Linked DNA regions of Homo sapiens: region 1 is linked to region 2. A link is a loop called in an ENCODE intact Hi-C map of the cell type or tissue named here. Cell type or tissue: natural killer cell. All regions are shown on one strand. Each heading gives the region's core, and the rest is flanking DNA. Links, peaks and the distances in the headings are about the cores only.

Region 1 (4,397 bases), core at 310-4,309, 1.2 Mb after region 2:
TTTAAAATACTTTTTTATTTTTCTTTTTTTAAGATGAAGACTTGTTCTGTTACCCAGGCTGGAGTGCAATGGCATGATCTCGGCTCACTGCAACCTCCACCTCCCGGGTTCTAGCGATTCTCCTGCCTCAGCCTCCTGAGTAGCTGGGACTACAGGTGTGCGCTACCGTGCCCGGCTAATTTTTGTATTTTTAGTAGAGATGCGGTTTCACCATGTTGGTGAGGCTGGTTTTGAACTCTTGACCTCAAGTGATCCACACAATTCGTGCCTCCCAAAGTGCTGGGATTACAGGCGTGGGCCACCACACCTAGCCTATTTTTTAAATATTTCTGATCTGGGCTTCATTGAATCCCAGATGTATTAGATGTAGAACCCGTGGATATGGAAGGTCAACTGTAAAGAAAGCATTTTAAGGAGGAGAATGTATCTGACTGTCAAATTCCATACAGTTCAAGGAAGATGAGGTTTGAGAGCTATTAGATTTACTAATACAAATTGCACTGATGGTCTTGGTAAGAGCAGTTTTGCAAAACAGTGGTGGTGAAAGCCTAATGGATTAAGATAGAGAATGAGCGCTCTCTTGAGTAGAGAAAGTAGAGCCTGTCACTACAGAGAATTCAAGGCTTTTGTATTGAAGGGAAGAAGCAAAATGAAATGAAATTGGCACAGTAAAACTTTTCTTTTTTTTTTTTTTAAGGTGAGAGAAATGACATTAGGCTGACGGGAATGATCCAAAAGAGAATGATTCTGGTCGAAGAGAATGTTGAGAATTGCTAGAGTCATGCTTTAGTGGGTGTAAAGGGATGCCTTTATAGTGCATCAATGAGGGGTTGGTCTTAGCTAACAGTATGAACAGTTCAAGCTAATTCTTCATAGCAGGAAAGAAGGTAGAGTGAATGGACACAGATGTAGGAGTTAAGTAGATGAGGTGGGAGAGTTTATGGAAGTTCTTCCTAAAGACTTCCATTCTGACAGTCAAATAGGTATCAAGGTCATTAGCTAACAGTGATTATGGTAAAAGAGGTGTTGGAGGTTTGCAAAGAGGTTGAAAAAGTACGAAGTATCAACTAGGAGAGCATGGATTGGGGATATATAACATCATTGCAGCACAGTACTAAGGACATTGGAGGACAGTGGTCATGAGTGCAAGTGGAAGCAGTCAGCCTCATTGTGTGCTGCATAACATGCAGCTGTGTGGATGCAGGAGCCACAGAGAGTTGGATTTAACCAGGTTGTGTTTGGATAATTGATCACAGCAGCATACTCCACTCTCCTCATCCCCCTCACATTCTCATGGAAATATCTGCTTTCTCTTCCTAACAGAGGAATGTTGTTCAGAGATCTTGGTGATTCTGACTCAGCTTTCAATATTTTGCCTAAGGATGTCTTGCAAATGTTTTGTCTGTTGTCGTTCACTTTTCCTTTCCCATCCCACAGTTCATATGTTTTTCTATTTTCCATGTTATGCAATATAGTTGTACCCTGACTAATTTTCCAAAAGGGGGCAAAGACAATCATGGAAAGAGAGGTATAATTAGAGCTTCAACAGTATCTCAATAATGTTCAATATCATTTACTGAGCATTTATGTCCTGGGTATTTAACATACATTTCTAATCCTTTTAACAAGTTTTCCCACCTTAAAGGAAGGAAACCCTACAAGGTAAAATGAGTTGCTCAGCTAGTATAGGCACAAGCTAAGATCCAAACCCTTTTCTACTTGTCCCCACAGAATTGACTCTGGCCACAGCTCCACACTCTCTAGCCCTTATTTGCCAAGACCAAAATCAAGCTTTCATTGTCCCAGCTCTAACTGTTGCATATTCAAATGCTGTTATGTGGGCTTGCCCAAATATCCTTAGTCCAAGGTGTCATTTCCAGTCTTGCTTTCCAACCACTAGACCTCATCTGCTCCTGATCTTGGGACAAAAACTTTTGTTTTCATGTTCCAATCTTAACCCATTCTGCAACACTGAACTTTTACTGATGTCCTCTTGTTCAGTTTTAAACCTCTGAACACCTTTGCCTATATTTATAATATCCTGGCACTATGACATTTTGGGCCAGATAATTTTTTTTTAATAGTGGAAGCATGTCTTGTGCATTGTAGGCTGTTTAGCAGCATCCCAGACCTCCCCCTACTAGATGCCAGTGGCACCCTTACCCTAATTGTGACAAACAGAAGTAGCTCCAGACATTGCCAAATGTCCTCTGGGAGGCAAATTCTTTCCCGATTGAGAAACACTGGATATGAAGTAAAAAATTAGAGTTAATTTTAGTTTTTTGAAAATGTTTCTGTAATTTTATATTGCCACTTTATCCACAATTAAAGATAAGTTGCAGTCTAAATTCATTATAACAGTCCCTATGTTCCCATTATACTTTGAAATAAATAAATCTATAATAACATTTATCACATTTAATTATAGTGCTTTAAGAAACACAAATATAGCATACATATTTTTGGCTATAAAACTAGCATCTCTTTGGTGACAGAGATCATGTAATTTGCATCTCCAGTGCTTGCAAATATCCTAATACATAATATGTGCTCATCTTCTACTTTTAAACTGTGTTGGGAGGAATTCCACGTGTTGGCTTTTTAAATTATCTAAGAGTACAGAATACCCATGTATTGTTTTGTAACCTTTATTCACATCACGGCCCTGCCATCTAGTGGCTAATTACCCAAACTACAGGTACAATATCTAGGATGAAATAAGCTAACAAGCCGTATTTCTCAAATACAAAAATGCAAAATTACATTCACTGTCATAAGATAAAGAAACTTCAGAACTCCTTTCATATATGTGCAAATATATTTTTCAACTGCTGAAATATTCCAATTTTTGACTCTTTGCTTAGTGAAATTAATTCACCTGTATCAGGCTTTTACCTCCCATATATAATTTTTTTTTTTTTTGCAAATGAGTGAATATATACCGATGTAATGTCTAAATTATCCCCCTTTGATTTTATACAATATCCTTTCCTAATCAAGCTCAGCCTTTCCTGCTTTTTCCCTCAGTTACCTCTCTCCCTGAAGAATCTAAACCATTCAACAAAACACCTGCCAAGACACAGAACTCAGAGAAATAAGAAGACCTAAAGAAAAGCTCCCCAGAGAGCAGGATTCATTGTTGGATTCAGCCCAAAGTTGTTCCACTATTTGGATTGAAATAGGCAGTTTTGTGCAGCAGGCTATTAGTGTGGTTACAGCATTGACTGAACTGATACATCAGTTGGATAGGGGTCCAACAGAATAGAAGGAAGGTGCGAGATAAGGTTGGCAATTCAATTTCAACTTTACTATTTAGCGTTTGAGAGGTCATAAATTAATTCATATTTATGAGTTACAAAATGTATTTGCTTTAGCAGGAAGGCATAACCAAATGTCTCTAAAATATGCTGAATTGTTCTTTCACTTACCTATTTTGTTGAGATCATTAACACAGTTTGAAGTCAAATGCAGCAGATGCATAAACACTCAGATAGTTCTCTTTCTTCCTAATATTAGCTCCTGATACATTGATTTGAAAGATGAATATTTATTTTTAATACTGCAAACTTACCAGTGGCATAACCTCACTTTTTCAATGTCAGATCCTTAACATGTCTAAAGAAGTTTAGGAAATTTAGATCAGTTCCTCATTGCATAGATTAAGCAACTGGGATTTTGAAGGGTTTAGCACTTTCTCTAAGGTAATGTATCTAATTATGGCAAATTATGTAGAACTCTCCACTGTTGAGAGAGTAACTATTAGCCCAGAGGCTGCACCATAATTTAATGCCTTAGGCTGCACACACCACTAAGAGGATGACAAGATGAGACTACCAGGTTCAAGCCAATCATGCTTCACATCCCTGTGTAGCTCACTAATCTGCAGAAGTTCCAGCCTCTCTAAGTCCTTCTTTTTCTCATAAAATCATAATCCACAAACTGTTATTCTCTCCACTTCTCCCCCTCCCTAAATAAACCCTTCTAGTGTTTCATGTGACTCTCATCTGTGTTCAGCAGTCCAGTCCCCTTTCCCTCATTTTCCCATCATCTCCTTGCCTTACCTTAGTTGAAACCTATCTGGTCCCTGAGAGAATGTCAGGGCCAGGATTGGAGGTAGGTGCATTCCTTGCTCTCTCCCATTGCTACTTTCAAATTATTTCACCCCTTCCCTCCTGCAAAAATCACCGTTCTTTTGATGTTTATGTCATCTGGATATACCACCCTTTCTTAGACCTTCTCACTATCTTCTGCCAACATCCTAGTCAAATCTCTTCATTTACTGAAGTCTTCCATTCCTGGCAAAAGGTCTTCCATTCTAACCCAGTTCCTTCCTTTATCCTTGGTGATTTCCATACCTGACTGGATGATGCAAAAACTCTCAGCTTCTCAGTTTCTTT
Region 2 (4,397 bases), core at 165-4,164:
AAAATATATTCATTTTCTATTGCTGTATAACAAGTGGTCACAAAGTTAGGTCTTAAAATAATGCAACCTTATTATCTCACAGTTCTCATGGGTTCAGGCACATGTCAGCTGTGTCCTCTGTTCATGGTTCCGCGAGGCTGAAATCAAGGTGATGTCTGAGGCTGCAATCTCATCTGAGGCTTGGATTCCTCTTCCAAGCTTATGTGGTTGTTGGCAGTTCCTTGTGAATTGAATTTTGGAATAGAGCAATTATGTAATGTGTTAGCCAAACTGCAATATTTTTGAGAGAATGGAGAGCTCTTAATTATTACATTGAAATAACAGGTGTAAATAGGAACTATTCTGGACAAACTGCTATGTGTGGCCACCCTAATCAACAACAGTGAACTCTGAAAGCTGTGCAGCCCCAGTCATAGCCAGGAAAGATAATGGACAATGAAGAACCTTCCCTGGGAATGACGCACAAGGAGTTTTCCTCAGAGAGCGGAATCAGGGGCTACCTCATGAACTAAGCCATAAAACCACTACCAGAGTAGGGAAACCTTGTTTCATTTCTGAATTGCAATTATTCTGTTCCTACGTTGTATATTAAGAGTGTTAGGGCACTTAACATCTTCTAATTTATAGTTTGCTGGACGATGAGATGCATTTGTTTTTGGTGATGAGAATTGTGTATTCACCCTGCTATCTTGGACTTGGAGCTGACTGTAGTGAGGGATGGGTCCTTGGGGGGGGGGTAAATATACTACTCTGTGTGTAACTAGAAGGATGTGTTCACATAAATCAAAGGCGGTAATCTGTGGTGGAAATTGGTGGTTGCCCCTTCAATATTTATTTTTAGTTATGTGACTAAGTTCTGGCTAATGGGATAAATGAAAGCGTTGTAGGGCAACTCCTGGGATTTGCCCTCAGGGTCAGAACCTGTGTACTCCCCTTTTATTCTCTCTTCCTCCATCCTGCTCTTTGAAACTCTGATGCCACCGTCTTGAGCCATCAGGTCTAGGCACAAATGGAACTGAACACTCTCCCTCACACTTTGAAACACAATACCAGCTCAAATCATGTACCTGGCTTTTTACCTGAGAAACAAACTTCTATCTTGTTTAAGCCTCTGCTATTTTGTTTGTTGTCATCTGCAGCTTAACCTAATCTTAAAACTTAGATCCTCAGCCAGGAGCGGTGGCTCATGCCTGTAATCCCAGTACTTCGGGAGGCTGAGGCGGGCGGATCATGAGGTCAGGAGTTCGAGATCAGCCTGGCCTGGCCAGCATAGTGAAACCACATCTCTACTAAAAATACAAAAAACTTAGCCGGGCGTGGCAGCAGGCACCTGTAATCCCAGCTACTTGGGAGGCTGAGGCAAGGAGAATCGCTTGAACCTGGGAGGTTGCAGTGAGCGGAGATTGCGCCACTGCACTCCAGCCCGGGCAACAGTGCGAGACGCCGTCTCAAAAAAAAAAAAAAAACTTAGGTGCTCACTCTGCACCTCATCCTGTCTGATATTTAAAAAAAAAAAAAAAAATCATATGGGCTTGAAGATCTGGCCAAACCAAATAGTGAACATTTTGGAACTAATAATGAGTTACAGAAAAACCTTCCTGTAAAGTCAACAAAACTCAGAAATCATAAAGGAAAAGACTGACAGATTTTTCCTCCCCACACATTTAATATATTCTGGCCACAGAATATGTTAAATATTCTACAGAAGAATATTCATGGGAGAGCCCCTTAGAAATGGTTGCAAACTTTTTTTCTCTCTCCATCTGCTCGCGCTCTGTCTCTCTCTGGAATCTCGCTTTGTTGCCAGGCTGGAGTGCAGTGGCACGATCATAGCTCACTGCAGCCTCAAATTCCTGGGTTCAAGTGATCGTCCTGCCTCAGCCTCCTGAGTAGCTAGGACTACAGACTCGCGCCACCACACCCGGCTATTTTTATTTTTCACAGAGACAGGGTCTCGCCATGTTGCCCAGGCTGGTCTCAAACCCCTGGGTTCAAGCAATCCTCCCTCCCTGGCCTCCCAAAGTGCTGGGATTGCAGGTGTGAGCCGTCGCACCAGGCCTGCCTTTTATCTTTTAATTTTGTGTTTGGCATCTTTTGTGTTCAGAGATGTTATCATTATGTGTCTCGCTTAGTGTTTAAAAATTCTGCTTAAAAGGGAAAATGGTTTGTGTTTCTGAGCATGTGTTTGAGTGGGATGAGATCCTGTTTCCGAAATTAACGACAGGAATGGACAAGACTGCAGTTTCCAAGAGGCGCCAGCAGGTGGCACTGTTCCCATTTCAAGCTAATCGCAGTATAGGTAGATGCCGCGCGGAGAAACGAGTCCAGGACATCCTGTGTCCCATCCCTTGGAGCATCTCCGCTGCTCAAGGTTCGGCTATTACTCAGCAGAAGGGCACTGCTGGTCTGGAAAAGAAACTTTAGGAAGCGGAAATAGTGATAAGTTAGGGTATTTATTACCGGCTAACACTTGTAGAAAAGTTTGACTATATTCAAGCCAAGAACACAAGGATTCTTGGCTGTCTTTGAAGTTAGGGACTCATCTGCAAATGTGAAGCGAGCTATGATCTCTTTTCTCAGAAAAGTGCATTCGTGTCTGCACATTGCCATTTTTCTCTCTGTCTTCTCTCACAACACGCAGTCTTCATACAATTAGAGTTCATGGCCCCTATAATCCACTATCTCTTGACCTGAATAATGTTCACAGATTTCACACAAAAAAACTGTTTCAGACCTCCACTGTTAAATTATTTTCAGCACAACTCGTCTTTTAACAAACTTTCCTCCAACTCTTCCTGGTTGCAGACACTATTCTAGGTACTTGATAAACACAGCAGTGAATTAGACAGTGAAAAGGGCCTTAGTCACTAGAGAGAGAGAGAGAGGCACTACATAAGTCAACAACAGCAAAAAATGCCAGATAGGGATAAAGGTATAAAGAAAATAGGGTAAAGTCCTCTGTAAAGAGATGGCATGAAAACCAAGATGAGAAGGAAGCAGGAGTCAGAAAACGCGGGGGACAGTATTCCCCACAAGGAACCAGCTTCTGCAAAGGCCGAGGCGGCGGTGGGCTTGGCTGAATCAGCCAGAACTCTTGGCATTTCTCTCAATTCCTTTCTTTCTTTCACTAACCACATTCAATTGACAGCGAGTTCTGTCCATTTTACTTCCAAAATACATCTCAAGTAAGTCCACTTCTCTCTATTCCTAGTGCTATCACCCTAATACAAACTGCCTAGACTGTGGGAATAATCTAACTTTTTTGTTCATTTGTTCGGCATCTACTCTCATTTCCCTCCAATCCATTTCCTATCTAGTTACAGAGGAGTGATTTTGATTTTTATTTAATTATTTTATTTCTTTTTCTTTTCTTTTTTTTTTTTTTTTTTTTTTTTTTTTTGAGGCAGAGTCTCGCTCTGTTGCCCAGGCTGGAGTGCAGTGGTGCAATCTCGGCTCACTGCAACCTCCGCCTCACGGGTTCAAGCGATTCTCCTGCTTCAGCCTCCCGAGTAGCTGGGATTACCTCCATGCACCACCACGCCAGGCTAATTTTTACAAAATAGAGGAGGTTTCGTCACATTGGCCAGGCTGGTCTCAAACTCCTGGCCTGAAGCGATCCACCCACCTTGGCCTCCCAAAGTGCTGGGATTACAGGCCTGAGCCACCGCTCTGGCCTAAGAGTATCTTTTTATAATGCAAGTCTTGTCGTTTTCCTTTCCTGCTTAAAACCCCTCACATCCTTGCTAATGAGGTCTCTAAATGGCCTTCTCAGGGTAAAGGTAGAAAGAATGGCAGATAAAACAAGACAGCTGGCTGATGTGGAGGGTCCTGCCCCTTCCCCCTTACTCTTGTGCACTCAGTTGCACTTTCAGCACCTAACAGTGGCTTAAACTAGGGTCAACAATCTATGTATGGCCCATGGGCCAAATTCGCAAAGATTCTCACCTTGACCGAACTCTCTAGTTAGAATTTTTTGAGCTCTCTTTCTTTTTTCTTTTCTTTCTTTCTTTTTTTTTTTTTTTCTATTTGAGACAGAGTCTTACTCTGTCGCTTAGGCATGAGTGCAGTGGCGCCATCTCGGCTCACTGCAGCCTCCACCTACTGGGTTCAAGCGATTCTCCTGCCTCAGTCTCTCGAGCAGCTGGGATTACAGGCATGTGCCACCACGCCCAGCTTAAGTTTTGTATTTTAGTAGACATGGGGTTTCACCATGTTGGCCGGACTGGTCTCAAACTTGGTGATCCACCTGCATTGGCCCCCCAGAGTGCTGGGATTACAGGCGTGAGCCACTCCGCCCGGCCTGAGCTCTTTTTCAGCTAGGCCTCAACCTTTGGGCTCCCATGTTTATCTCTGTATTGTCCAGTTTTAGCAAGAATCCTGCTAAGTCGGTTTAGCCA

What was found. A loop is a pair of places that touch in the nucleus more often than their neighbours do. Peaks named below come from ENCODE experiments on the same cell type or tissue, not always from the same donor. Only the 100,000 strongest peaks of a DNase experiment are listed, where the experiment ranks them.
Region 1: a loop joins it to region 2, with 8 times the contacts of the local background. A loop is called at or near these places in 6 of 110 quality-filtered maps.

Annotation. Positions count from the first base shown.
Region 1 is chr7:118,151,077-118,155,473 of GRCh38, forward strand. It overlaps LOC105375470 (a long non-coding RNA gene), which reads right to left. Exons shown (of 4, transcript XR_927904.3): 3 at 4,356-4,397; 4 at 273-2,243. Among named protein-coding and RNA genes, the nearest start is that of LSM8, 31 kb to the right of the region's middle. In natural killer cell, for the core only: CTCF peaks have their summits at 2,656 (motif pointing left) and 2,858; a DNase peak (open chromatin) is centred at 2,675.
Region 2 is chr7:116,928,351-116,932,747 of GRCh38, forward strand. No RefSeq gene overlaps it. Among named protein-coding and RNA genes, the nearest start is that of ST7, 23 kb to the right of the region's middle. RefSeq lists a silencer at 545-839. In natural killer cell, for the core only: CTCF peaks have their summits at 2,236 (motif pointing right) and 2,441; a DNase peak (open chromatin) is centred at 2,281.